Linked DNA regions of Homo sapiens: regions 1 and 2 are each linked to region 3. Evidence: chromatin loops called from intact Hi-C (ENCODE). Cell type or tissue: dorsolateral prefrontal cortex. All regions are shown on one strand. Links, peaks and the distances in the headings refer to the core of each region. The heading gives the core; the rest is flanking DNA. Region 1 overlaps DIP2C (disco interacting protein 2 homolog C). Region 2 overlaps DIP2C (disco interacting protein 2 homolog C). Region 3 has its middle 100 kb from the start of DIP2C.

Region 1 (9,771 bases), core at 1,156-9,155, 400 kb after region 3:
TGGCTGTATCCCGGCTGGGTGAGGGTCTCCTCGCTGTTTCTGGGGCCCTGGGTTTCCTTCGGTTGCCTCGATAAGGGATGCGGTCGCTAGTGGGCCCTGCAGCCTGGGATGGGCGTCCTGGAGGTGGAGCACAGCTTGCTTTGGGGTCAAACGTGGATCAGCAGCCTCTTGGTCAGTAAAGCAAGGGTGTTTGAGAATCTTGTTCCTTGGTGTCATGTGCACTAGAATTGGGGTAAATGATAGTTTTTTTTTAATTATTATTTTGAAGGGTGGTGGATGCTGCTTTTGTTCAGGTGTTTTGACATCCAGTCCAAGGTTGACCTATGATTTGTCAGGTTTTATTCTATAATGAAAATAAGCTACTAAACTTGCCATTGTAATTATTGTTTAATCCAATGTAAAGAAATTAATGTGCGTTGTCAATCAAAAAGTATTTGAGACAGGTTTCAATTTAGAATTTTATTTTGCCAAGGTTGAGGACGTGGCCATGCCACAGCCTCAGGAGGTCCTGAGAACGTGTGCCCAGGGTGGTCCGGCTGCAGCTTTTGGGTTCGTACATTTTAGGGACACATGAGACATTAGGCAATACATGTAAGACATATGTTCATTTGGTCTAGAAAGGTGGGACAGCTTGAAGCCGCAGTGGGGGCCTTCCAGGTCACAGGTGGATTCTAAGATTTTCTGATTGGCAGTTGGTTGAAAGAGTTTATCTAAAGCCCTGAAATCAATAGAAGCCAGTGTCTTAGGGTTCGGGGTTGTGGAGACCAAGGATTTTATTATGTGGAGGAAGCCTCCAGGCAGCAGGCTTCAGAGAGAATAGGTGTAAATGGTTCTTATCAGACTTAAAAATGTGCCAGACTCTTAGTTAATTCTCCCCTGGATCAGGAAAAGGACCTGGAAAGGGAAGGAGATTGTCTACAGAATGTAGATTTTCCCCACAAGAGAGAGCTTTATAGGGCTATTTCAAACTATGTCAAAGAAATATATTTTGAGGTAAAATACTTCGATTTCTTTCAGGGCCTGCTATTTGTCATGTTGGTATCTTATTGCTCCAGAGAGTCAGCTTTGTCAGTCTGGAGGTGTCTGTTTTAATGCCATTGCTGGTCAACTGTGTCTGAATTTCAAACAGAGGATGAGGGAGTAAGGGGGGCATGTCCGACCCCTCCTTCCCATCATGGCTGAACTGGTTTTTCAGGTTAACTTTGGAATGTCCTTGGCTGAGGGAAGAGGTCTCTTCAGTTGGTTGAGGGGCTTAGAATTTTATTTTTGGCTTACGCTCATACCAATGTAAGGTTTTAGTCCATGTGGATGGTTTGTTCTTCTGTAAAGCAGTTACGGTAACTGTAAGAGACATGAAGTGGGGCGGCTGCAGTGCAGGTCACGCTGCTGCTCCCTGTAGGCGGCCAGTCGTGTAGGAGGAAGCCAGCAGCACGCGCCCCAAGGGACTGCCCAGGTCTGAACCTGCAATGTGCCTGTGCACACTGCCCTTAAACCATCAGCTCCCTTCAGCACTTTTTTTTTTTTTTTTGAGATGGAGTCGCTGTGTCTCCCAGGCTGGAGTGCAGTGGCACGATTTCAGCTCACTGCAACCTCTGCCCCTCGGGTTCAAGCGATTCTCCTCCCTCAGCCTCCTGAGTAGCTGAGATTACAGGCGTGTGCCACCACACCCGGCTAATTTTTGTATTTTTAGTAGAGATGAGGTTTTGTTACGTTGGCCAGGCTGGTCTCGAACTCCTGACCTCAGGTGATCTGCCCACCTCGGCCTCCCACAGGGCTGGAATGACAGGTGTGAGCCACTGCGCCTGGCCCCTTTAGCACATCTTTAATGTGTGCACAGTGTGGGTGACTCTTCCAGCTCTAAAAGGCAACAATCACAGGTAGCCCAGGCAAAGAAACTTCAGCTGTCTTTGTGGCTACTCCAGCATTAAAGTTTGTTGACTCAATATTTAAGAAAACCATCTGCCACGTGGGTATCTCTTCAGAGTCTGTGCCAGTTACATGGTTGCATTTCAAACTTCCCCTTGGATGGGAAGGGAGAGAACACGGGGTTCCTTTTGGAAACAGGAAAGATGATTGCTATTTTCATTTCCTATGTACAAAGCCAGGAGGTTCATGCTTGGCCTCCTGAGTATGCTCGTGTCTGGCAGAGGCAGGGGAGTCTGTGGTAGCTGCTATGGGAGAATGCCAGTTTCCCCCCCACCGGATTTGCAGCCAGTTTCCCCCCCCCCCACCGGATTTGCAGCCAGCACTCCACGTGTGCATCAGACAGCTCAGACTTCCCGTGAGGTGCTTTCTCATCCCCTGGGTCCCATGGTCTTCACAACAGGTGAGAAAAGTGGAAGGACTGGAGGACTCCAGTCATGCTTACATGACAGCCTCAGTACTATAGTTAACCCCAGTCCTGGGATCTAGTGAGGAGTTTACAAGGCTTCTCTTCAGCTGATGTTCATGTCCATGGTTAGGGGCTCTCTGGACATGCTCTGAGGTCTCTAAGCGACAGTGAAATGATGATTTGCAGGAACTTGTAGGCATGAGCATATGGTGATGGTTCAATAACCAGACACAAAACATTTATCATTGTTATTCGTAACAATTATTCTTTTCTTCACTTTAATAATTTGTATTTATCCATGTTAAAGTGTATAGCCTGGTGTCCTCCAGTCCAGGCTGGTTTGTAGAGGAAAATGATTTGGATAAAGGGGGGAGGTGGTTTTCCTGAGCATGTTGGAGTGCTGCTCTCAGGTTGGCAGAAATGCCATCCTATTATCTCAAATCCTAGGCATAGCTCCAAATACCAAGGTGGCATTTATTTCAGCCATGAAACGTTTCACTGTAACACATTTAAGATGCTTTGAAATAATGAATTAAGTACCTTTGAATGGTAGTAGAGACATAAACCGTACGTTTTGAACAAATCAGAAATCTTTCCAAGGCCACGTGGCTGGGAAGCTGTGGCAGTGATGATGGAGGAAGAGGACAGTTTTCCTCTCCCACAGGAGGACCCAACAGTCCCCCTCAGCTGAGAGCCCCTTGTACCCGAGTAGAGGCTGCACGTTCACTGTGCACAGGGCAGGGTCCACATGGGGATGAGGGGCATCTCGGGGGGACTCTCTGTGGTCCGAGGGCAGGGAGCATAGCAGGAGAACAGTGTGGGGACATTTCAGGAGGCCAGGACTTCTCACGCTGGGAGGTCCCTGGGGACTTACGTGTCAGTGACTGTAACCTGTGCATGTGATGAGGACACGGGGACAGGAAAGATCCCCTGCCTGTCCCTCACCTCCAGGACATAGGGAGGGGCCCTCTGTGGCTATGGTTTTATCACCAAGCACCAAAACCCCTCTCAGAAGAAAGGGCTGACATTCCTGTCTTGCCCTCTCTGTGCCAATATAACCCTGAGGTGACTTTGCCTACAGATGCCTCAGGCTTTGCAGAAAGCTGTGGAGAACGCACAGACCTTAACAAGGCATTTAGAAACCTTTACTGTGCCAACCAGTGGTCATGGGATAGAATGCTAGGGAAGCCACAAGTGATTTCACAGGTGAAGTACAGAGACCCTCCCCTGAGGCCGAGCCTCTCAGGTCTAAAGACACCGTGACTTGATTTTACTTTTTAAATATTATTTTAACTGACAAGTTATAATTATATACATTTATGGGGTAGAGTGTGATGTTCTGATATATGCATACGACGTGGAATGTTTATCAAACTGATTAACATATCTGTCACCTTGCTTACCTCTCATTTTTTATGGTAAGACATTTGGAATATACTCTTGGTTATTTTGAAATGTAGATTACATTTTCATTTATTATAGTTACCCTGCTCTGCAATAGATCTCAAAACCTCTTCCTCCAATCTGAGGCTTTGTCTCTTCTGACCAACATCTCCCCATGTCCTCCCTCCCCCCCATCTCCTCCCTCCCCCAACTCCTCCCTCCCCCCAACTCCTCCCTCCCCCCCAGCCCTCGTGGTCACCATTCTATTCACTGCTAAATGCCACGTGTAAATGAGCTCATGTAGCCTTGGTCTTTCTGTGCCTGGCTTATTTCCGGCAGCCTAATGTCCTGGTTCAGCATACGGCAGGCTTCCCTCCTCACTGACGGCTGAATAGTGCCCACTGTGTGGCACAGTGTCCTTCCTGTTCAGCATACGGTCACCTTCCCTCCTGTCTGAAGGCTGAATAGCGCCCACTGTGTGAGGTAATGTCCTTCGGTTCAGCACAGAGCAGGCTTCCCTCCTCCCTGAAGGCTGAATAGCGCCCACTGTGTGGCCTAGCGTCCTTCCTGTTCAGCATGTGGCAGGCTTCCCTCCTCCCTGAAGGCTGAATAGCGCCCACTGTGTGGCCTAGCGTCCTTCCGGTTCAGCATGTGGCAGGCTTCCCTCCTCCCTGAAGGCTGAATAGCGCCCACTGTGTGGCATAATGTCCTTCCTGTTCAGCATACGGTCACCTTCCCTCCTGTCTGAAGGCTGAATAGCGCCCACTATGTGACGTAATGTCCTTTGGTTCAGCACAGAGCAGGCTTCCCTCCTCCCTGAAGGCTGAATAGCGCCCACTGTGTGGCATAATGTCCTTCCGGTTCAGCACACGGCAGACTTCCCTCCTCGCTGAAGGCTGAATAGCACCCACTGTGTGATGTAATGTCCTCCTGGTTCAGCACACGGCAGGGTTCCCTCCTCGCTGAAGGCTGAATAGCACCCACTGTGTGCCATAATGTCCTTCCAGTTCAGCACAGAGCAGGCTTCCCTCCTCCCTGAAGGCTGAATAGCGCCCACTGTGTGACGTAATGTCCTTCCGGTTCAGCACAGGCCCGGCTTCCCTCCTCGCTGAAGGCTGAATAGCGCCCAGTGTGCCGGCTCTGCCTGCTCTGCATCCATTCGTGGGTCTTTGGGCACTGTGGTTGATTTGTCTTCTTGACCCTTGTGGATAACACTCCAGTGAATGTAGGGATGCCGATAATCTGGATTCCTGATCAATTTCAGTTCCTTTGGCCCAATACCCAGTAGCAAGATTGCTGGATCATATGGTAGTTCTATATTTAGGTTTTTGAGAAATCTCCATACCATTTTCCATAATGGCTGTGCTAATTTGCATTCCCACCAATAGCGTGCAAGGGTTTTCTTTTCTCTGCATCCTCATCAACGGGTATTTTTCCTCTTTTTGATAAACACGTTGTAACCAGTGCAAGAAATGTGAGGTGATGTCTCCTTGTGGGTTGTTTTTTTTTTTTTTCCTTTTCCTTTTTCTTTTTCTTTTTTTTTCTTTTTTTTTTTTTTTTTTGAGACGGAGTCTCGCTCTGTCACCCAGGCTGGAGTGCAGTGACGCAATCTCTGCTCACTGCAACCTCCGCTTCCCGGGTTCAAGCTATTCTCCTGCCTCAGCCTCCTGAGTAGCTGGGATTACAGGCGCGTACCATGGCACCTGGCTAATCTTTATATTTTTAGTAGAGATTGGGGTTTAGCCATGCTGGCCAGGCTGGTCTTGAACTCCTGACCTCCACTGATCTGCCTGCCGTGGCCACCCAAAGTGCTGGGATTACAGGCCTGAGCCATCGCGCCTGGCTTCCCTGTGGTTTTAATTTGCGTTTCCCTGATGATTAGTGATGTGGAGCACCTTTTCATGGACCTGTTGGCCATTTGGGTGCCATCCTTTCAGAAGTGTGCCTTTAGAAAGTAGCAGCTTATTGGTCTTAGAGAACTTTTCTTATTTTTAACTGAAAGAATCTGTTGGCTATGGTGCAAGTCAAAGTGAGGTCAGATGAGCATATTCGTGTAGTTAAGTATGTGAATCCTAATATTGCTTCCATCTGCCAGTCCTACAGCCGCTAGAAGTGTCTTCGAATAAAGACCCTGATGAGAACCTAGTTTTCTGAATGCATCCTGGGAGGATTCTTTTTATTCACTTTCCTGAGATGTAGCACCTGTTTCCCGGAGTTGGCCTCAGATCCAGCCAGACTGAGGCCGACGCCACCTTTCCAAGGACAGAGGACTGAGGCCTGTGAGTCAGGAAAGCCACTAGTCCAGGTGCAGCCGGGTCCCGTCCTTGGGTCACCGGCAGAGGTCGTGAGGCCCACTGAGGACCCGCAGCCCTTTGCTTCAGGTGCTGTGTGCAGGGTCCATCTGTCTGGTCCCTTTCTTTGTTGAGTGTGTGTGCGCGCCTGTGTGTGGGCACGTGTGTGTGAGTGTTGAGTGTCTGTGTATTGTGTGGGGACGTGTGTGTGCGTGGGCGTGTGTGTGTGTGTGCGCTGAGTGTGCGCATCCGCGTGTGTGCATGGGCGCGTGTGAGAGTGTTAAGTGTGTGTGTGTGTATGTGAGTGTGTGCGCGTGTGTACCTGGGCGCGTGTGTACCTGGGCACGTATGTGTGTTGAAGACTCCACTGGGCTGCCTCCCACATGGGTGTGTAGGGTGAGACATGGTTAAGTGCTGTTCTGAGCACACTGGCCAGGGCTGGGCAGAGCTGTGCTGAGGGCTGGCGTCTGACGGGGCCGCGGGGGGCACTCTACACGTGCGGAGGAGCAGCAGGCCCAGCCTCACCTTGGCTGAATAGCAGCCGCATCCTCCCAGGCCTGCTGCTCCTGTGGTTTTCAGTCTCTTCCTTATTTTTTGGGATCTTCTTATGTGTATGATTTTATCATTTGGGGGATTAAATCACGGGCGGACACTACCAGGGCAGGGTTTAGCGAAAGGTTGGCTCCTGGCCTGAGGTCAGCATTCCACCCACAGCCATGAGCGACTGGCCTCAGCCGTTCCTCCGTCTTGTGACAGTCACGCGTGTTCTCCTGCCTCGGCCCGGCACTTCCTGGCTCAGCAGAGCCGCCTTCCTGCTGCAGAAGCTGATGTCGCCCCACCTCTGCCCCTCACCTGTGTCCCTTCAAGAGTCGGGACGTTTGCTAATGTGATGTTCAGATTCACATTAAAGTGACTGATTAGGGCTTTACTTGAGCAAGCAGCATCTGTGTGAAAAGCACCACAAGATGTCCCCGAAGTGGGTTCCATCTGTCCGCAGAGCTCCCGGCGGCCAGATCTTGGGGAGCTGCCCTGCATGTGCTGGTTGGCTCATTTGGCTGTTGCTCCATGAAAATTCCACAGAGAGGCGTTTTCACTGTAGATTTAAATCTACAATAAGAAAAGTACTAAACACTTAAGAGACTACAGCTTTGAAATTTTAAATCTGCCTAATTTACCCAGGTGAAAACACCACTCTTCAGCTCATGTTTTCCTGTTATCAGGGAACAGGTGGGAAGATCCACAGCCAGGCCTCTGATTACTGACAGCAACCAGGCCTTGTAGGGTCCATAATTGAGGGGTTCATGCTGAGCCATCTGGGGAGCGAAGACGGTGACTTGCTCACTACAATGTGGCATTTTTAGGTCCTGGAACCCTGGCTGTTTTGGAGCTTTCAGTTTATTTTATGAATCAAATAATGGAAAACCCACACAGCTGGCACAGCTGGTGGGCGTAGAGAGAGTGATGCGAGTGCCTTGGCTGCTCGCCCACCTGCCTTTGGGCAGCTGGACAGGAGTGACGACTGGCGTAGGTCTGTTCAGGTCTGACCTTCCCAAACCGGAGCTGGCAGCCTGGAGCCACCTGTATCTGGTGTCTCCAGTGGGGCTGCACAGCAGTGGCCTGTTTCAGCAAGCTTCAGTTAGTTCGTTGAGACTGGGCTGCTCAGGGTGAGGAGAAAGTGACCCAGGTCTTCCTTCCTCTGGCCGAGGTGCCCTGCCTGGCACCCATGACAGGTGTGCCTTTCGTGCCTTTGGTCTTTGAGTGTTTTAAAGATCAGGCACTTGGTGTTAGCATGTTAGTAGAAGTGTTTTTTCAGGCCCTGTCTATTCTCTACAGTAATTGCATTGTATAATCATAGTCTTATGGAATTGGAGAGAGCTATAACAGCAGGCTCTTAACGCGACCCGCTGAACGCCAGCCTGCACTGAGCACTTTCCACACCCTCTTCTAATTTATCCCTCAACAAACCTGGGAGACAGCTGTTCTTTCTATACCTGTTTTACACGTGAGGACACTGAGGCCATGCAGTCTCACCTGTTCAGGGTCCCACAGATACCAAGCAGCAGGGCTGGGGGTTGGATCCTGGTTCTGCAGACTCGAGGGTCTGTGTGAACGCTGGAGGGAGGGCCGAAGGCTGGGCGGAGTGGGGCAGGTCGTGGATTCTCAACTCCTCTCTGTTGCCCTCTCAGGACGCAGGGAGCCAGCAGATAGGTTTCTTGCTTGGAAGCTGTGGAGTTACTGTAGCCTTGACTAGTGACGCCTGCCATAAAGGACTTCCAAAAAGCCCAACGGGAGAGATCCCACAGTTTAAAGGTAAGCCACCGAGCCTCCGAGAGCTCGCATGCCCACGTCCTTTGTCAGAAGACGGGTGCGGGAATACGTCACCCCGCCTCGGTTTCAATCCTCTGTGGAATGAAACGTCAGTCACAGACCCACGAGTTTTCACGCGTTCTCGTCCCTGATGACACAGCCGAGTTGCCAGCCCGTGGGGTGACGTGAGGTAACGCATGGTGGCGGCTTGGGTGCTCTTCTGTTGATGTCTTAGATCTCGTGAAGTCCGGAGACACCAGAGATTCGATCTAGTTGACGTGTTTGAAAGGGTACCACATAAATGGGGAGAAATTCTACAGACCGACTTTCAGAGTAACATTTAAAAGGAACTTGTTGTTTATTTCCAAGGTTGGCCAAAGCTGCTGTGGTTTGTCACAGAGTCTAAACATCTCTCCAAACCGCCCCGAGACTGGTTCCCACACATTAAAGATGCCAATAACGACACTGCGTATATTGAGGTGAGTCAGCCTTGGCCTCCTCCACTGGCCCTGAGTGTGGCCTTGGCACTAACGTGTGTTTCTGACGGTTACACGAGTGCCAAAATTCAGGGACTTGGAGAACCTCAAGTAACCAGAAAAACTGCCGTGACCTGTCAGCCCCACTTCCCTCACGCTTTGTCTCGTTTCAGTACAAGACGTGTAAGGATGGCAGTGTGCTGGGTGTGACGGTGACGAGGACTGCGCTGCTGACACACTGCCAGGCCCTGACGCAGGCGTGTGGCTACACGGAAGGTGGGGTGCCAGACCCTGACTCCTTGGGACCCTGGTTCTAACCGGGACACCTGACACGAAGGCCACATCACTCCCACGAGGAGCCATAGAAATAGCGTGAAGTTTGTGCCCAGCTCCGCTGACATGAACTTATTGTTGAGTTAGGATATCAGCTCAGCCTACCATAGCAAATACTACAGACTGGGCGGCTTCAACAGCAGACATTTATGTCCGCACAGCGCGGAGGTCTGAGGTCAGCGTGTCCTTGGGCAGTTCCCAGTGGGGGTCTCTTCCAGGTTTCTCGTAGGAGGTGTGAGAAGATGTGCAGTTAGGAACCCATCCCTACCACCCCACTGAATGCAAAGGACCTCCTGAAAGGTGCGCTCTCCACACAGCCACGCCGGGGCCTGGGCTTCAGCATGTGGATCTGGGGAGACGCTGTTAACGCCGTGGAGCTTCATCCCTGGGTGCACATGAGCATATCTTTAGTTGTAAAGAAAACGCCTGTGTGTCCACCCACCCTCCCAATTGAGTCAGAGTCTCTGCATTGGTGCTCGTGATGTGTTTTCCTTCCCCCGGGTGGGCTGGTATGGGAGGCAAAGAGGGGAAGTGAGTGGAGGGAACTTGAGTGGAGGGAACTGTGGCAACCACACTGAAATGGCACAGAGAGGGGAGGGTGCGACCCCGGGGACCCCAGAGACTCCCCCCATTGGTGGCCTGAGTCCTG
Region 2 (9,771 bases), core at 1,165-9,164, 150 kb after region 3:
CTGGGACAAGGAACTAAATATATTAGGGCCTTGATGTAATCTGTAAAACAGGCACAATATGCCTATTTCAAAGAGGCAGTGGACATGAAAGACTGCTCTAAACTATTCAGTGCAATGAGAATGCTTCGTTGTCATTAGCAAAGTAAAATGCCTCCAAGGCGAGCTTGCCATGCGTTTAATGACCTTGGACGTGAGCTTCCTAAACCTGCCAGAAAGTGCTTCCAGCGTGGCTTCATGCAGTGGCTTCAGTGGAGAATGTGCATATGCGGCTGATACTGAGAGCCGGGCAGCACCCTGACAGCCTGACACATCCCCATGTGTGGACCGTGAGCCGGGCAGCACCCTCCCAACCTGACGCGTCCCCATGTGTGGACCGTGAGCCGGACAGCACTCTCCCGACCTGACACATCCCCATGTGTGGACCGTGAGCCGGGCAGCACCCTCCCGACCTGACACATCCCCACGTGTGGACCGTGAGCCGGGCAGCACCCTCCCGACCTGACGCGTCCCCACGTGTGGACCGTGAGCCGGGCAGCACCCCCCGACCTGACGCGTCCCCATGTGTGGACCGTGAGCCGGGCAGCACCCTGATGGCCTGACGCGTCCACATGTGTGGACCGGGAGCCGGGCAGCACCCTCCCGACCTGACGCGTCCCCATGTGTGGACTGTGAGCCGGGCAGCATCCTCCCGACCTGACGGGTCCCCTTGTGCCCATTGTGGGACCTCCATCATGCAGGCAGGTGACATGCATCAAACTGAATGCAAGGAGGAGGGTCCAGGATTGTGTGCGGGCTCCGTGTCTCGTCCTTCTGAGGCCTTCTGGGAAGCCAGGAGGGCAGTGGGGTCTTTTGTGTGTTTCCTCCTGGTGGCCGTGGGTTTGTAGAAATGGCTTTTTGCAAAAGGGCCCGGAGGCGGAATTAGAGCCTGTCCTGGAAAGGATGATGCCTTCGCGGGCACCTCTTTCCATTACTCCAGTGCTCCCGTGATTTTAAATATGTGCACCCTGCAGACTTCAGCCTTCTAGTGTCCTGGGTGAATAAATGCCAGGATTGCTCCAATGCTGGCAAACCTGAAACAGGAATTTCTCTGCATTAAGTTTGTCACCAAAATGGGAGGTAAGGGGAGAGGGGAAGGAACTTCTTGGCCTCGTCAGCCCTTTTCTTGAAACTCACAGTCAAACTTTGTCAAGTTCTAGGTGATAGTGCTTGAGGCGATGCACTTATTTATGTTATGTCTTGTTTTCTGAGTACGGTGCTTCGAGAATTTAAATATTTAGGTGAAATTGCCATGCACAGTTGAATTGGCACCATAATTTGACTCTCTGTAAAGCCTTTTGGTTTCCTGTTAGAGTGACCATTTTTTGAGTCAACTGAAGCAAACCCTGCTGTCAGCACGAAGGAGCCACTTTATAGTTAGGAGATCAAATTAAATAGAATTCTCCTAAATAGAGCGTGCTCTTTTCATAAATTTTAAAAATTCATTTATTCATCAAACACATACTGAGTACTTATCACCCTGGTTGCTAGTTACTGTTCATATATGTTTTTAAGGAATTACTTCCACCTAGCTCTGAAATAACATTGCATTTAGAATTTAGCCCAGAGGTGATTAAGCATGAGCTTTTCACAGCAGTCCTGTTTTCATTTTTACTTGAGAACATGTTCTCAGACTCGGTGCCCAGCTGACGTTACCTGTGCATTGCCCGAGGCACACACCTGGCCGGGGCTGTGTCTCGGGGGCTTCAGAAGAGGAAGGAAGGGCTGCCAGGCATCTGGCCCTTCCACGTTTCCCTGGTGGAGGGATTAGGCCTTGGGCAGGAGTCTTGGCTTGTCTTAATGGATGAGCTTGTGTCTCTCAGTCAGCTCTGCCTTGGTGTTAAGCTCTGGACTGACTCTGACCTCTGAGTGGCAGAGGAGAGGACGGTGATTTAGAATCAGTCATGCAGACCAGGGCACTCAGCGGGTCTTGGGTAAAAAGTGGTGGCAATCGATTGCTTGCCCTTTTGGGAGAACTGTGTGGATTGACTCCTCTGAAGACCTCTTTGTTTTGATTTTATCTTGAGACTTTGTAGAAGCAAAAATGCCTTTAAACAAAATTAAATGATGGGCTTTTGTAATGTTTGTGTCTCCCCAAGATTCACAATTGGAATCCTCACCCCGGAGGAGATGGTGCTAGGAGGGGGAGCTTTGGGTGGTGAGGAGGTCATGAGGGTCTCATAAATGGGATTTGTGCCCTCATAAAAGGGACTACAGAGAGCTCCCTCGCTCCTTCCACTGTGTGCGGACCCAGTGAGAAGGCGCCGTCTGTGAACCAGGAAGCCCTCACCAGACAAACCTGTCAGGTCTTGACCATGGACTTCCTAGCCTGAGAGCTGTGAGAAATGAACTTGTGTTGCTTGTCAGCCCCCGCCCAGCCTATGGTGTGTTGTTACAGCAGCCTAGGTGGACAAAGGCAGGTTGTGAATTTTCTGTTGTTTGTCAGTCCCCGCCCAGCCTATGGTGTGTTGTTACAGCAGCCTAGGTGGACGAAGGCAGGTTGTGAATTTTCTGTTGCTTGTCAGCCCCCGCCCAGCCTATGGTGTGTTGTTACAGCAGCCTAGGTGGACAAAGGCAGGTTGTGAATTTTCTGTCAGATTTTCTGGCTTCAGATACCTGGTAGGGAAATGTCACCATCTTACGCAGGTGGGACCGTGTGGAATCAGACGTTATGTTATGATTTGACCCTGTTCTTGCCCCACGCCTGTGCAGTTCACACCTCCAGGTGTCTCGGCTGCCCGCGGCCCCTCCAGGTGTTTCTGATGCGGGGATGTGGGTGCTGGTGCACACGAGTCCCATGTGGTGCCGGTCGCAGCTATGCCGTCGGGGAGCAGGACTAGGAGCTCCCGCCCCTCGTGAACCAGCAGCCTCACCGGGAAGCTGCTGAGAAGTGTATGACGGAAGGTGATTGCGCCTCGAGACTGAAACTTCCTGTTTACAGGGAACTGAGGTGCATAAGAGGGAATTTAATGATGCCCTGAGAGACAGATGCATCTGGGGGACGTTCTGCAGGACGTTGGCCCCAGACTCTCGAAAAGTCATCACAGATAAAGGGTGTGAGGCTGTCCCTGACGAAGATGGGGAAGGAGAGTCACTCGGCGCAGTGTGTGGCCCAGATAGAAAAGACGTTTTCGGGAGAATTGTGCTTATTGAATATAAAGTGGACAGCGATGCTCTGAAATGGTTCTTGTCTGCCGATGATGGTTCTGCGGCTGCAGAGGGTCCTTTATTCTTAGGGAACGCGTGCGTGAGGACTCGGCGAGGTGGCAGGAGCCTGTCACCTTCAACTGGCTCCAGAGGAGAAACGAATCTGTCTCTCTGTATAATCTACAGAGAGAGAGAGTGAGAAAGCAAATCTACCGAAATGTTAGTTGTCGGAACTCCACGTGGAGAAAACTTGGCCACTCATTGTACTGTTCTTCCACTTTTTAAATATGTTTGAACATTTTCATAATGAAAATGTGGGAAAGTAAAAATACATCTGGAAATTGGTATGGAAGTGAGTCAAGCCAAGCACCCTTGGGTTCAGCCGGGAAGAGCCGACGAGCCGACGAGCCGTTGGTGTTCTGTCGACTTGTGGGGATTTCCTCCTCCTGGGTTCACCACCTAGTTTTCCTTGTGATAAAGTTATTTTGTATGTAGCTATGAGCACAGGTTGATGCTGGAAACACACATGTAGTGTGGATTGTCATTAAGAATGTGGAGAACTGGCTAAAGAAACCACTTGTACAGTTTTGAGATGAGCACTGCCTGCCTCAGCATCTGTGGTAACGGCTTCACTTGGGTGCAGAGCTTGGCAGAGGTTTGAGTGACTCTATCTCGATGATCGTCTGTCAGAGGACAAGGTTAAGTGTCACCACCGAGGACCCCGTTGAGCCTCTGGGCTGGAAGTAACTTCCCCTGGGCCGGTGAGGCAGCCTCTGGGGGTCTTTCCTGACAAGACCCTTCACTGAGCTGCAGTTTGGCCACCTCTGCCCTCGCCTCCCTGACTGCAGGGCCTCGAGGTCTCACCACCTCCAGCCTGAGCGCCCAGTGCCCAGGGGCAATTTCCCGCCTTCCCCGGGGGCTCAGGATGCTGGCTCCTGGGGCAGTGCCCGCAGCTGGGCCCCTCCTCCAGGGCTGGCCACGGCCTCCTGCTGTGTCATACCAGCTGCTTCCCCGCAGCTGCAGCCCACACTGCGCGGCCGCTTCTGCTTCTGTTGGATGAGGAGACGCAGGCCCTCGCCCAGGCCCCCATGGGCCCTCAACGCCCCAGAGACCCGGCTTCCCGGCCTCGCCCCTGCTGGCCCTAAGGCTGTGCCACCTCCCCCTGCCCAGTCCCTGGTCTCTGTACAGTGTCTGTCCAGGACGTCTATCCATCCATCCTTGACAACCTGTCCAGATGAGGCCACTGTTATCCCAGTCTGTGAGGGGCGATCACAGCCCAGGTGCCGGCCGATGTGGAGACGCTGATGGACTTCAGTGTGCAGGAAAGTGAGTTCCTTCATATCCACAGCCAGCTGGGAGCCCACCCCATTCACAGGTGGATTTGCCTTGTTTTTTGGCCCAATCACCTACATTAAATCAGAAGAATCACAGTTCCCTGCTCTTCTGGTTTTTGTGACTGTCCGCCTCTCTCCTCTGCCTTGGATTGGAGGGTGGGGTGTGTCATGGGTTCGTGGAATCCTCTCTCTGTTCTTGTGTAGCCACCAGGGACTGTTATCCAGGCTGATTCCACAGGAGGAGTTTGGGGTGAGTTCCTGAGCGAGAGTTGGGAAGACTGACGTCTGCGTAAATCTTGCTTGTTCGTGGTTATTCCTCTCAGTCTTCTTAAATTCTGAAAAATTGGGGGCCAATTAGAAATAAGGATTTAGGTATGGATCGGTGAGGACAGAATGTTGATCTAATTGGCTTTACGTTGTGTGTGATAATTTTACGCTACCCTCCGGAAGAACTTAAGATGTTGACAGTGTCGTGAGAATCATTTTTTTCTTTTTCTTTTTCTTTTTCTTTTTTTTTTATTTTTGAGATGGAGTCTCGTTCTTTTTGCCCAGGCTGGAGTGCAATGGTGCAATCTTGGCTCACTGCAATCTCTGCCTCCTGGGTTCAAACAATTCTCCTGCCTCAGCCCCCCAGTAGCTGAGATTATAGGTGCTCACCAACACACCCAGCTAAATTTTTGTATTTTTAGTAGAGACAGGGTTTCACTCTTAAGGACGTTGTTCAGTAAGTACTAATTGGTGGCCTGCCGTTGAACTAATTTCAGTGTAGTACTGACATCATCAGCCACGGCAGAAACTTACTTGGCATCCCTGGAAGAGAGGGCAGGGAAGCATAGCAACCTGAAACCACCTCATTCTCCAGCGCTACTTCCAACTCTGAGCTGATGGTCATTACGAGTGGATCTGCCCTGGACAAGTAGTTTAGTGTAGCTGCCTTGGACGGGCAGGTGAAAAGTAACAAACCGCCAGAAAACTCAGCTAATAAAATGTTAGGAGAGACTTGGGGCACCAGGAAGGGGTGAGGCCTGTCTGTGTGCCATCTGTGTGGAGCCTCAGTATCTAGGGGACAGCGTTGACGCTGAGCCCCAGGTTTTTATTAGTGTTTCCCTGAATAAAACGCCACTCCTGAGCTGTGGACTGGGAGGCTCTTTCTGATGATTAGGCTTCATAATGCGGGATCACTAGGCAAGGTGGATGTGAGGGCCATAGGATCTGGAGACTGTCCAGGACTGCTTTCTGGAAGGCGGCCAGCCTGCTGGAGGGGGACAACAGGCTTGTCCCTTCAGCAGTGAAGCCACCAAAGAGAGTCTTTTTGAGAATAAAAGAGAGAAGCTTTTAAGGAAAAAAAGCAGTTTCTGTCTCTGTTTGGGAGTTGAGTGCATTTTCCTGCATTTATTCAGAGATGTTCGTCAGTTCCCACTGTGTGCCGGGGCCCCGCTATGGGGTAGGGTCACCCCACCGCGTACCTAACCCAGGAAAACTCGTCTGCAGTTATTTCAGAGGCTGTTTGCATTTCTTGTGCTTCAATGGGTGGAGGGAGTTTTTCCTCCTACTGTTTTTAGTCAGTTTTCTTAATCTAGCCTGTTACTGGGATAAGTTCCAGAGCCGAGCAGTTTTAAAAACAATCTTTGCACCTTGCATGGAGAGCAGTCCATCTGTGGGTGGTTTGTTCCTGGAGGTGCTGCAGTGGCCTTGGGTGACGCGAGGGCCCCCTGGCTCAGGATGGGCCGAGAGAGGAATGCGTGAGCAGTGGGCACCGGCCGGAGGCAGGGGAGGCGTGGCCACCTGTGGCTCGAACTCTCCCCATCCACTCTACGGCACCACCTCGGACTCCCCGCGTCCGCTCTGCAGCACCGCCTCGGACTCCCCGCGTCCGCTCTGCGGCACCGCCTCGGACTCCCCCCGTCTGCTCTATGGCACCGCCGGAATGTGAACGCTGTTGCCCTGGACGTTTTCTCTCTCTGCTCAGTGCCCAGGCTCTTGGGTACACAGGCGGCCCCGGGTTTTATTTGGAAAGGGTACAGAGAACAGTGAAGTAACCCACGTGCCTAAGCTTTGATTGACATGAAGAAATGTAGAAGCTGCTGAAATCCTGGTCATTTTAGAACAAAGTATCTTATTAACATTTTTCTAAAAGAAAGAAATCATTAAAAAATTGATCCCGGTTGAGGTAGAAGGATCTCGTCCTCATCCTCCTCAGTTCCTTCCAGAATCAGCTTCGAGTTCAGCTGCAGAACGGGTTCTGGTGGTGGCTGGAGCAGCCCAGGAGGGTGCCGTTGCGTCTGAGTTCACACCGGTGCCTGTGTGGTCTCCAGTTACGGTGCTGGCCGTGGAGTCTGGGTTCACACCGGTGCCCGCATGGTCTCCAGTTACGGTGCTGGCCGTGGAGTCTGGGTTCACACCGGTGCCCGCGTGGTCTCCAGTTACGGTGCTGGCCGTGGAGTCTGGGTTCACACCGGTGCCCGCGTGGTCTCCAGTTACGGTGCTGGCCGTCGGGTCTGGGTTCACACCGGTGCCCGCGTGGTCTCCAGTTACGGTGCTGGCCGTGGAGTCTGGGTTCACACCGGTGCCCGCGTGGTCTCCAGTTACGGTGCTGGCCGTGGAGTCTGGGTTCACACCGGTGCCCGCGTGGTCTCCAGTTACGGTGCTGGCCGTCGGGTCTGAGTTCACACCGGTGCCCGCGTGGTCTCCAGTTACGGTGCTGGCCGTGGAGTCTGGGTTCACACCGGTGCCCGCGTGGTCTCCAGTTACGGTGCTGGCCGTGGAGTCTGGGTTCACACCGGTGCCCGCGTGGTCTCCAGTTACGGTGCTGGCCGTCGGGTCTGAGTTCACACCGGTGCCCGCATGGTCTCCAGTTACGGTGCTGGCCGTGGAGTCTGGGTTCACACCGGTGCCCGCATGGTCTCCAGTTACGGTGCTGGCTGTCGGGTCTGAGTTCACGCTGGTGCCCGCGTGGTTTCCAGTTACAGTGCTGGCCGCTTGTACCTTTCTGGGAAGTTAGAAGGAGGATCATTTCATCGCCTCCCTGTCCTCCCACACCTTGACCTATACTGGGCCACCGCGAATTCTTCCTTTTAACTGTTTCTCTCTTCACAGGCAACACTGGCGTTTTGTGGTCCACGTTTGCCTCTTCTGAAAACGGATTCTGTGTTGCTTTATAGAATCACATGGTCTCTTTTATGAATTTCGCTTTTCTTTCATAAAATAATCGTGCTTTTATCTCTTCAATCTCAACTCTGTTCCCTGGCACAGGCTCTTCCCAGCTCAAAAATTAAAAGTAATCTTTGATTACGCTTAATACTTTCTAAAGTTTTGAAGTTTATCAGCATGTGGGTTACAGAACATTGACTATTTATTTAATGGAAAATTACATTCTAAGTAGAGTATTAAAGTGAAAGGGATCTTTTGATTTTATTAAAATATTCAGGTAAACATATGAAAATGCCTTCGCCAAACTTCATGCTTGTATATCATGAAAACATTAAGCTGCTAAGCTCTCTCTGCTCCCGGGAATGCATTATTAGAGTATGTGTTTGAAGGTGTCATTCCAGTCTTAGTTTTAGGTATTTTTTAAAGGGGTTGGCTGGAGAAGTGACATTTAGCATTGAGTGAATGTTTGATAAAGATTTGTCTCTATATAAAAATATTTAAAAACAATCTTTAGCGTTTCCTTTCAGGGTTCACCCATTAAAGAATGGTCTTGTAAAAAAAAAACATGTTAAGAGTGTTGGCGCCCAGAGGTGCTACCCTGCCCACAGTTTCATCATCCGCTGTCGCCAGGTGACACGTCCAGTGTTTAGCTGCATGTCAGACGTGGCCACAGGGCCACAGGACATCCCTGCGGACGGATGTTCTTATGCAGATTAATTAGGATGGAGACTGCTGCAGAACTGTAAACCCCCCAGGGGCTGACGGAAGCCTGGGAACACCCGAGACACCAGAATCCGCTGCTACAGTGGGTGGAAGGAAACCTCCCTGGAAGATGGGACATGTAATAAGGAGAAAGTACCAAGGCACGTGGTGCTTTGAAAACTGAGATGTTTTAATTAAATTAACAATTAAAATAATTTAATTATGTGAATTATTTGAACTCATTTTAGTTCTTTTTAGGAAATTAATACTTTAAGCAAGTTTGTTTTTGTGAATCGTTTGAATTAATTGAGTCAGCACAAATGTTAGCATTGATATCTGACCCCCTTCCAGGGTTGGGGCAGAGGAGATGGGGGCGGAGGAGCCAGGCCTCCAACCCGCTTTCCCCTGGAGCTCAGCCAGAATTCCCCATTGAGGAGCCCTCAGCTCCCTGAGAGCCAGGAGCTCTTGCGGAGAAGCCACTGTCTGCACGCCACCTGCTTCGATGACCCTGCTCTGCCATCCCTGTGCTCCAAGGGCCGGGCCCTGCCGTTGCCTGTGCCAGACGGGTCTCAGGGAGATGCCGGCCAGCAGGTATGCATGGCGAGGCCTGGGCATCAAGGCCCGGATTCTATGGCTGCCAGTTTCATTCTCTCGTTGTTTGTCCCCCTAGCAAGACTTATGAGGTTCCTTGAGGACAAGACTCCCTCCTGCCACCTGGTCTGTTTCCTGAACATTCACTGCACTAGCACGGCCCCGGGACGCAGCCCTTGGGAATCAGGCCGTCGGCCATGGTAGAGCGGCTGGCACTGCTCGGCACCGTGACGGACGTTGGCCGCTGTGCTTCACTTTGGGGACATGTTTAAGTACAAAACTAATTTTAAAATTTCACCATTATTTCAAGACAGCTGAGAGCATATTAGCACAGAATCCCTGGTCTAAATGAAATCGAAGAGTTCTTATTAATTATTCATAATGCCATGAATATGTTACCTTATTTTTTATAATTGCCAGTCTGTATAATTAACCTTTCATTTGGTTAAAGTACTTAACATTAAGTAGAGCTATAATTACAACTGTTTTTAAAAGTATATGGAAGAATGTTTAAATGTTTAATTAGAACCACTTTTTTTAGCTTCATAAAGAATTTTTTTTACTTGTCAACAAGGATCTTTAATTATTTAAACCAAAAGAGCAGAACAGACCAGAAAAGAAAAACAACTAGTCAAGCTGGGAACTGCAATGGTGGCGTCGTTCCGTGAGTCTCGGGTTTTGCTTCTTGGGTTTGTGGTCAGAGTCCTTACCTTTGATTTCCTAACACAGGTTGTTAGAGTTGGAAGTGAGTGTGGAGATGAGTTAATCCGACTTTATTCTTTCACGGATGAGAAAGCGAATTATCTTCAGC
Region 3 (9,771 bases), core at 787-8,786:
GACCGACATTGGGTAGGACCGACATTGGGTAGGACCGACATTGCGTAGGACCGACATTGGGTAGGACTGACATTGCGTAGGACCGACATTGCCTAGGACCGACATTGCGTAGGACCGACATTGGGTAGGACCGACATTGCGTAGGTCCAACATTGGGTAGGACTGACATTGCGTAGGACCGACATTGCCTAGGACCGACATTGCGTAGGACCGACATTGGGTAGGACCGACATTGCGTAGGACCGACATTGCCTAGGACCGACATTGCGTAGGACCGACATTGGGTAGGACCGACATTGCGTAGGACCGACATTGGGTAGGACCGACATTGGGTAGGACCGACATTGCGTAGGACCGACATTGGGTAGGACTGACATTGCGTAGGACCGACATTGCCTAGGACCGACATTGCGTAGGACCGACATTGGGTAGGACCGACATTGCGTAGGTCCAACATTGGGTAGGACTGACATTGCGTAGGACCGACATTGCCTAGGACCGACATTGCGTAGGACCGACATTGGGTAGGACGGACATCTTGACGGTATTAGGTCCTCTGATTCTCTATTTAGGTCTTAATGTCACTGTTTCACTTAATTTCAGTGTTTGGTAGTCAACATACTCAAGTCTTACACACCTTTTGTTAAATTTATCTGTAGAGATTTCATATTTTGATGTGATTTTTTCCATTGCTTAACTGTTCATTGCAAGCATATAGAAATATGGTTGGTTTTTTAATATTGAATTTATTTTCCTTCAACTCTCAGAGCTGGTTCCAAGCCTGACTTTTATTCACTGTTGCCTCTGAACACCTGGGTTGAATCTTCTACTCTCTGCATCCTTTGAACTTGTTTAAAATGTGCATGAGCAGCTGTCCCCTGCCCATTTTACGGAGTAGTGAGGGTCGAAGGAGCCCTTTGAGAAGGAAGCATTCTAGGCCTAAAGTACTAAATTGTTTACACAAATATCACAGATCCTGGTCCACCCAGGCCCTAGTGCTCGGCCAGCATTTGGTCCTGTGACAGAGCTGAGCACCAGGGGAAAGTCGGAAGAACTGTTTAAAAATGCTTAATAGCATGGTTCAAAGTTGTGTGCCATTTTTTCCTCAGACTCGTTTACTTTAAGGAAACAAAGCTATAGAGGGTGAGTGCTAGATGGGAAAACCATGGCTGTGGCTCCGTTTTTGAAGTCTGCAACATGTTACACCATTTCTTCTGGTTTCCAGCCCCTTCTCATCCCATTTATGTTTTATTTGGACTGTTTTTGATACACCAGAAATCAGTGACAGCAATAGAACAGCTGTTATCCAGCAGCCCTGACTTAATTTGACACAGCAGTGACTCAGAGTGTGGTCTTTCGGTGCAGCTATCTCCAACAATAAGCATGAAAAGAAACATTAGAGAGCTTTTAAAACACTTTTATTTTTAAGGTTTTTTTTTTTTTTTTTTTTTTCTGAGACACGGTCTTCTTCCATCGCCCAGGCTGGAGCGCGGTGGTGCCATCATGGCTCACTGCAGCCTCCATCTCCCGGGCTCAGTGGATCCTCCCACCTCAGCCTCCCGAGTAACTGGGACTACAGGGGTGCACCATTACACCTGGCTAAAAATTTTAAATATTTAGTAGTGTTCTGTTTTCTAATTCATGTTATTCCCGTGGATGGCCCAGTCCTGAGGGCCACCCCTGCCCAGTGGTGCTCAAGGCTTCACAAGACCTGACCCTTCCCAGTGAACGCTGACTATACTGGGGCCGAGCATTTGACTGCAACACAGCCAGTTCACATGCTGGTAAGCAGCCTGGGACCTATGCTTGTGAGTGAAGACTGGGCCACCAGGTCTGTATTATCAGGTGAACACCCAGAGAGGCACACAGACCCTGTGTGAGCAGACGTCGTGGTGGGAGAGGAAGGGGCCCCACACAGCTGCCCCGCACCCACAACCCTGATGGACAAGCTGTGCCCACCTTTTTGGGAGGACCGACGCCCTGCAGTCTGATCAATACCCGCAGCTCTTGGCCGTTGGCTGTGTCACAGCTGCCTGGAGGCCTGGCCCCTAGATTTCTGATGAAGAACTGACTTTGAGAACTACTGCTCTACAAAGATGACAATCCAGTTTTATTGTTGACATATCACTAGTGAGTCGGCGTGATCTGTTTGGCAACTAGGTGCCTGCACACAGGCACACATACATGCACACCCAGGTAGATGCGCACACATCTGTGCTCACTCAGATGCACACACAGGCACACGTACGTGCACACCCAGGTAGATGCACACACAGGCACATGTACGTGCACACCCAGGTAGATGCACACACAGGCACACATAAGTGCATACACAGGCACAGACATGCACACACAGGCACACACATGTGCACACACAGATGTGAACACATACATGCACACACGCACAAATACATGTACACACACTGGCAGACACAGGAATGCATGCACGCACTCATACATGTACACATACACATGCATGCACACACTCATAGATGTACATAGAGACACAGGTACACATACACGCACACAGGTGCACACATGCACACACATGCACACTCACTGGGCTGGACTGGGGGGCAGGTGTGGGCTTCAGTGCATCTGCATCTGGATCCTCCATAGCTGTTCCTGGCTCCAGGCTTGCCTGTGGCTCAGTGACTCAGAACCACCTGGGAAAACTGTAAAGCTGGGGTGCTCGGCTCCCTGGGGGTCTGGCCTAGCTGGTCCGGTGGCAGGGTTGGAGTGCACTGGGAGCTCTGCGGCAGACCCTGCACAACTCTGTGACTCGCTGGCAACAGGCTCGCCTTGTCTCGACTCCTTGCCTCGACTCCTGCCTGTCCTTCCTTCCTCTGTGAAAGGCACGTCACAGTCCAGTCCTCCTCAAAGTGTGGCCCAATCCGCATCCCCTGGGTGCTGTCAGAGCTGCAGACACCAGGCCCGGCCCTGTGCTCAGGCAAGTCCCTGAGACAGGGATGCGTGGCTGAGACGCCGACAGACACATCTCTTGGAGGCTTTGAGAAGGAGCCGATGGCTGTCCCTAGCAGAGAACGACCCTTCAACCCAGGCAGGAAGCCCATCTGAGACTCCATGTGCTGGACCCCAGTGCCTGTGCTATGGCGTCTCATCACAGACACTAGTGCGCAGGCTGGTGATACAGATGCCGCGGCCAGCCTGGAAGGAGCCGCCTTGGGGACGAAGATACTTCTGAGGACCCCTGGAGGCCTCTTTCTTCCTGGCCCCTGGCTGGCCTCACCCTTAGATGACGGTGCTGGAGGAGGGGAAGTGCAGTGCAGCGGACACAGATGGTGGTCCAGGTAAGAAGCGTCACCCCGACAGTGCCTGGGGGCCCAGCTCAGGGATGCCTGCTGCAGACCACCTTTCCTAGAAGCTCCACCTGAAAGGTTTTTTTTGAGACAGGCTCTGTTGCCCAGGCTGGAGTGCAGTGGCATGATCTTGGCTTACTGCAGCCTCGAACTCCTGGGCTCAAGTGATCCTCCCACCTCAGCCTCCTAAGCAGCTGGGACCACAGGTGCACACCACCATGCCTGGCTAATTATTTTTGTAGTACAGGGTCTTGCCGTCGAACTCCTAGCCTCCCGAAGCACTGGGATTACAGGTGTGAGCTGCCATGCCCAGCCCTGAATGGTTTTTAAGGCGTGCACACACAGTCTTAGAGCTGGATTTTTCCAAAGCCGGCTATTTCAGCCCTGCTCCACGGGCTCGTCAGGTCCCTTTGACTAGGGGTCTGTGGCTGCCAGAAACAGGTTTGGAGGCCGGGACGTGACCTCCTGCTGAGGGCTGACCAGCTTGCTGGGGAGAGACCCGGCAGGGAGACTCACTGGCCCTACAGCTTGCTGGGGAGAGACCCGGCAGGGAGACTCACTGGCCCTACAGCTTTCCCTGCAGCTGGGCCTGGCGCAAAGCAGCTCAGACTTCAGCCTCGCAGGCCACACCCCTCCCCATCGGTGACTGCTGCCCTGAGTGAGGCCGGCACACGGCCCCCTCCTGCGTTGTCTCCAGGTCTCTGTCCACTGATCTCTATCCTGGCAGCCTCTGCCCTGCCTCGCCAGTGCCTGCTGGAGGTCAGGGGGCGGCTGTGGGCCTGGGCACGTGAGGGGCAGTGACTGTGCCCGCTTGGATGTGTGCATGGAGTGGGCAGTGCAGGAGCCCAGCGAACAAGGAGCATGGGGCTGGCATTTGGCCTGGGAGGCCTGGCGCATCTTCCTCTTCCTGCCCTCAGCGCCTCTGCTCCGCTTTCTAGCCATGTCGCACTCGGGGATAAAACCGAGGACATTTGGGGAAATTCTTGGCATCACGTATTGGAAAGGCAAAGGGGTCCCAGGCTCCATCTTCGGGTGCTGTGGCCTGAACTGTGGAGCTCAGACCTCCCCACGCCCCGGTTGCCTCGTGCAGACAATTGGGCCAGGAGGGGGTTCTGCATGCGGCAGATCCAGCCACTGCCAGGGCACCCAGAACCACGCGCGCAGGTTCAGTGTCAGTGCCAGAGAAGCCCGGCCCAGCCGTCCCTGTCCGTGTGGTTGTGGCTTCAGCAGACCTGCCAGTGGCCAGTGCTGCCTCACGAGGGCGTCTGTGGCCAGGCTCACCAGAGACTGGAAAGTTCCCGGAGGACAGGGGGACGGACACCACGCCAGCTGGAGCGATCTTCTGGTGACGAGGCGGCTCCACCATCCAGTGGCAGCTCCTTGATGTTCTTACTGTCATCGTCCCCAAAAATCCCAACAGAATTCCACGTCAGGAAACAAAAAGGAAAGACACACCCGTGGCGAAGGCCCCAGCCCCACCCCCTGCCCAGATAGACAGCCATCGGCGTGCGACAGAGACCCAGGAGAGGCTCCCTTGCCCCCTGCGTCCACACTGGGTGAGCCTGCAGCGCTGGGCAGGGCACCATGGACACCTGGCGAGGAAACGCAGCGGCAACATCTGCCTGCGCAGCCTGTGGCGGGGGCTGGTGTCGAAGGGCGCATGGGCCTTGCAAAGGGGCCCCAGCCAGCGCCCCCTGGCCCCGGAGCAGAGCTCTGCAAGGTAGGACTTCCCCGCGGCCTCCCAGGGCCATGTTTGGTTTTGCTGCCATTCTGGGAAGGCTGTGTGCCTCGCAGTTGTGCTCTGGGCCGAGTTTGTCTTCCTGACCCGTCACAGCAGCCTCAGCACTTTAATCCCGTCCAACGTGGCAACATCAAGGCACGTCCGTCAGGGGGACCTTTGAGCCCAGCGGGGCCAAGCGGCCTCCCAGCTGGAGCGCACAGAGGACAGCCAAGCCGACGTCCCCCTGCCCCAGAGTGGCCTCTGGAGCCAGCGCTGTCTCGGCAAAACATCACCCACCAAGTTATGTTCATGTTGGTTTTTAATTACATTTGTTTTATTTGCGGCTATTCGGCTTTATGGCGGAATACAAGTCAGCAAGAGCTTGTGCCCAGTTTTATTAAGCTGTTTGTACAGCATAAGTAGCCATTAAATCAAAACCCTGGGCAGTGGCAAGACTTTCGTTTCTGTTAAAGAGGGTCTGTGTGTGATTTCAGTCTGAGAAACACTGGGCCCCCGTGCTCCACGGTGACCACCTGCCACACGTGGGTGGTTTGGCAAGAGAAGCCATGTGGTGTTTCCTCCGAGTCCACACCAGGATGATGGTGCGTTAGCGATATGTGGTCAGAGGACACATCACCGTCAGAATTAACCCCGCCCGTCTCACGTTGCTTTTTAATGTGACTCCCAGGAAGCCTAGGATCCCCTGCGCAGCGCGTTCTGTGTATGGAGCAGCAGCACGAGCTGAGGCTCTGCTCCCGGTCCTTCCCTAGACCCCCTGCAGCTGCTGCCACCCTGGGTGCTGACCCTCCAGCCAGGGGTCTCGGCTTGGGCCCTGCAGGAGCGTGTGGCCCGGTCCCATCACCAGCGGGTCTCTGTGTCCAGCTGCACCAGCTCCTTCGGCTGGGGCCCTCCAAGGATGGCTGGGGCTGTGGGCGGCTCCAGGCCGGCTTCTGCCGTGCACCTGGTTTCTAACCCACCCGGAGCCATCCTACTTCCTAAGCTCTGTCCAGCGCCCAGTGGCTGGCCCAGCCTGGGATGAGGAACGTAACGGGGATGTGAGGTCAGTGTGGGGAGAGTGAGGGGCCTCCCAGGGCGGCTCCCACATCCTGCCTGTCCTGGCAGCCTCCCAGCCAGAACTCCTGCGGGGTGAGTCTGAACTTCCATATGGACCTCCGCCTGCTCCCGCCTCTTTGCCATTCAACCCCCGGAATCTGTGAAAAACAAAATAAAACTAAAACCCAACTCTCACCAGGCACGGTGGCTCACGCCTGTAATCCCAGCACTTTGGGAGACCAAGGCAGGTGAATCACTTGAAGTCAGGAGTTTGAGACCAGCCTGGCCAACATGGTGAAACCCTGTCTTTACCAAAAATATAAAAAATTAGCCAGGCGTGGTAGGGCACGCCTATAATCCCAGCTAATTGGGAGGCTGAGGCAGGAGAATCGCTTGAACCCGGGAGGCGGAGCTTGCAGTGAGCCGAGATCGCGCCACTGCACTCCAGCCTGGGCGACAGAGCGAGACTCTGTCTCAAAAAAAAAAAAAAAAAAAAAAAAAAGCACTAGTAGAAGCTGCCACCAGAGAGAGGCTCACATCCAGTTTTCACAGGACGCAAGAACTTTGCAGCAATGGCTGTGATTTCGCCCGTGGCTGGAGGATGTCTCGAGTCTGGACGCTGCCTCGGTGCGTGCAGCCGGGCTGGTGAGCCTGTTTCCCGCAGTCTGTGCTGCGCCCCAGGGATCTAGCAATGGCCGGCACCGTCCCCGCCTGCAGAGGACCTGGCAGCCAGGCAGAGCGCGTGTCAGCCCCAACACCGCAGACACCAGGGATTTGTTTCTGACAATCTGGAGGCTGGAAGTTCCGGGCCAAGGTGCCGGCCGACCTGGTTCCTGGAGCCACCTCGCGCCTTCCCTCTGCACAGGCAGGGAGCACGTGGTGTCTGTTCTTCTCCTGGAGGCCACGGCCCATGGGATCAGGACCCCACACTCCCGGCTCAGTTACCCTAACTACCTCTGAAAAGGCTGCGTCTCCAAATACCACACGTCGAAGCTGAGACTTCAGTGAATGGATTTGGGGGATGCGGTGCTGCCCGTGGCTGCACCTGTGACAGCTGAGGAAGGGACAGGTCTGGGGTCTGAGAGGAGGGCGGGGTGGTTCTGCAGAAAGTGGGGAGGAAGAGGCAGTGCGTTTAGGTAGGGCCTCAAGGAGCAGGTGGACTCGGCCGCGGACAAGGCGAAGTCATCCAGCAAACATGGAGCAGCGTCGTGTGCGGAGACACAGGGACCCTGGTAGCCTGAGGCCTGAGAGCCGGCTGGGGGCAGGCGTGGGGTGTCCACCCAAACGGCTGCACAGAGGGTCTGAGCTGACCCTGAGGGCAGTGGGCAGTGATGTCAGATTTACATTCAAGGCGGTCTCCTGGGAGAAGAGAAAGGCCTGGACCCCGTGCTGGCCACACCCTTACCCGAGACGAGGACCCCCGCCCCACCCCGCCCCCGCACCACAGGCGCCCATGGGAGTCAGCAGAGGCTGGAAGTCGTGGTTGCCTTTGAGCGGGGGAGGGAGGGCGGGGTGGAGGGGCCACGCTTCCCCCTGCATACTTCCCCCTGCATACTTTGGGGTCTTTGGTGCTGTGCACAGTTCTTGCCTATGAAAAGAGTAAAGTAAGTTAGCTGGGTGCAGTGGCTCACACCTGTAATCCCAGCACCTTGGGAGGCTGAGGCAGGCCTACTGCTTGAGCCCAGAAGGCTGAGGCTGCCGTGAGCCATGATCACGCCACTGCACTCCAGCCTGGGTCGAAGAGCAAGACCTCATCTCAAAAACAATTTTTTTTTCCCCAGGAAAGTAAAAGAAATCAATGACCTTTCATTTCATTTTTAAAAGGAAGAGTCTGCACTTGAGAAATGGCATCCGGTGGCAAGGCTGAAACTTCTTCTTGGAGGGGCTCCAGCTGCAATTCAGTTGGGAAAGCTCCTCGAAGGCCGCCTTGTGTCGGCCATAACGCCCTGCTTAGAGCCCTCGCCCTCCCCTGTCTGTGTGCGGCTGGAGGCCTCGTCCGCCCAGGTGCTCTCCCCAGCCCTCCCTCGGTCCTGTCCTGACCTTAGAGATAAGGTGCCCCTGGACCCTGGAGCTTCTCCCCTGGCCGGCCAGCCCCGCCCGGCTCCATCCTGCAGGACGCCATGCATTGAAATCTGGGGACTGGCCTTCAGGGTCCTCCTTACCTCTAGGCCACTTTGTAGCTTAACATTTGTGGTTCGCTGTAAAGTAAATACCCCCCCACGAGGACTTCCCTAGACACTCAAAGCTGGTCTCGAGGTTCGGATCCTACTCCCAGTGTGTTCTCTGTGGTGAGACCCCTCACCCCCATCAGCCTACTCCGCCTCCCATTTATTTATCAGTCCCCCCTCTCACTTGCACACTGGTAAGGAGCACCTCTGGGCCGGAGACCCCACGTGCTCAGGCAGCTGCCACAGGCATCTTGCTTTGAACAATAAAATTGGGCAGAAATGACTGTCACCTGTGGGGGCACGTCAGAGTCGGCACTGACCCTCCAGGCTCCTCCCAGGGCTGCGCGGGGACATGAAGGAGGGCAGTGTCCTGGGGGCCGATGGACCCCTCCAGCCAGCACGCCAGGGAGGCAGGAGCTTTCGCCTGCCAACGCCCTGCCTTGGGGTGTCTGTTCCACAGCCCACCCTGGCCTGTGCTGACACCCCGCAGCTTTCCATGCGGCCCTGAGATGCTGATGGGGCAGGAGAGCGGGCAGGAGGGGCAGGGGGAGGAAGCTACAGCAGCCACTCTTCCCAGCAGGAGACACGGCGGGTGCTGCGGGCAGGGGGCTGGGGGCGGCCAGCTGTGAGTGAACTGGGGACGTTGCTCTCTGGAGCCTTCCTGGAACAGTCCTCGGAGGCCCTGGCCGGCTTCGAGGGCACAAAGGCTGCCCCGCAGCACACGCTGTATGGGGCACACAGGGCTTCTCCGGTCCGGCCCCTGCAGGACGCCAGGTGTGTTTCCTGGAGAAAGGTGCCAGCAGCCTCGGCCCGCATTGATCAGCCACGAGCCCCTCTCGTGCTCACCAGGGCTCCTCAGCGGATTAAACAGCAGAGAGGGGAGCCAAGGGCCCGCCGTGAGACGCTGGGAAGCAGCTGCCGGTGGAGTCGCTGTCGTCAGCGCTCGGAGGAAAGCGCCCAGTGGGTACGTGGCGCAGCCGTGAGCCGGGGATGACTCAGGCCCGATTCACAAAGGACCAGAGAAGCCCGATGCGGGGACGCCGGGGACGCCGATGCCACTCCTGCCCCGGGCGCTGCGGGGGCGGGAGGAAGACGCATCCCCCAGTCCCCTAGACCCGGGAGGCTGGAAGCTCCCACGCGCAGAGGGGCCAGCGGGGAGCCGGCCAGGGGTGTGCGTAGGTCCTGGCTTCTCACTGCTGTGTGCAGAGGCCGGGCTTGGCTGGGAGTTCAGACCCCGGGGCGGGAGGTGGGGGGCAGGTGGCGTCTGCTGCTGGGGATGGGAGGGAGGCTCCCGGAACGCCGGGCGTGGGAGCGGTGACAGCTCTGTCTGCGTCTGGCCTTGGGAGACAGTTTGTCGCCTGCAGGAGGCATTGCAAATCCTGCCCCGGCTGCCGCCTTGGCCCTGTCACCAGGTGCTGGCTGGTCTGGGAGGTGGACAGAGGGACGGGGCCTCTCAATTACCCCCGTCACCAGGTGCTGGCCGGCCTGGGAGGTGGACAGAGGGACGGGG

What was found. A loop is a pair of places that touch in the nucleus more often than their neighbours do. Peaks named below come from ENCODE experiments on the same cell type or tissue, not always from the same donor. Only the 100,000 strongest peaks of a DNase experiment are listed, where the experiment ranks them.
Region 1: it touches region 3 in a loop (2.0-fold over the local background); 3 of 110 quality-filtered maps call a loop at or near these places.
Region 2: it touches region 3 in a loop (2.4-fold over the local background); 2 of 110 quality-filtered maps call a loop at or near these places.

The regions. Positions count from the first base shown.
Region 1 is chr10:389,285-399,055 of GRCh38, reverse strand. It overlaps DIP2C (disco interacting protein 2 homolog C), which reads left to right. Exons shown (of 37, transcript NM_014974.3): 11 at 8,193-8,316; 12 at 8,683-8,792; 13 at 8,963-9,065. Among named protein-coding and RNA genes, the nearest start is that of DIP2C-AS2, 230 kb to the left of the region's middle. In dorsolateral prefrontal cortex, for the core only: a CTCF peak has its summit at 4,281; DNase peaks (open chromatin) are centred at 4,235 and 6,745; H3K4me3 peaks cover 455 bases; H3K27ac peaks cover 3,004 bases.
Region 2 is chr10:630,022-639,792 of GRCh38, reverse strand. All of the region lies in intron 1 of DIP2C (disco interacting protein 2 homolog C), which reads left to right. LOC124902361 reads left to right here. Exons shown (of 1, transcript XM_047426106.1): 1 at 1-9,771. It overlaps DIP2C-AS2 (DIP2C antisense RNA 2), which reads right to left. Exons shown (of 2, transcript NR_147612.1): 2 at 8,538-9,771. Among named protein-coding and RNA genes, the nearest start is that of DIP2C-AS2, 6.3 kb to the right of the region's middle. RefSeq lists enhancers at 1-71, 6,729-7,663, 9,695-9,771. In dorsolateral prefrontal cortex, for the core only: no CTCF peak of the experiment used is centred there; DNase peaks (open chromatin) are centred at 4,182, 5,740, 6,392 and 8,352; H3K4me3 peaks cover 3,410 bases; H3K27ac peaks cover 7,061 bases.
Region 3 is chr10:784,415-794,185 of GRCh38, reverse strand. No RefSeq gene overlaps it. Among named protein-coding and RNA genes, the nearest start is that of DIP2C, 100 kb to the right of the region's middle. RefSeq lists a cis regulatory region at 5,212-5,225 and enhancers at 5,147-5,291, 5,587-6,508. In dorsolateral prefrontal cortex, for the core only: a CTCF peak has its summit at 4,566; DNase peaks (open chromatin) are centred at 4,575, 5,785 and 6,785; H3K4me3 peaks cover 1,403 bases; H3K27ac peaks cover 990 bases.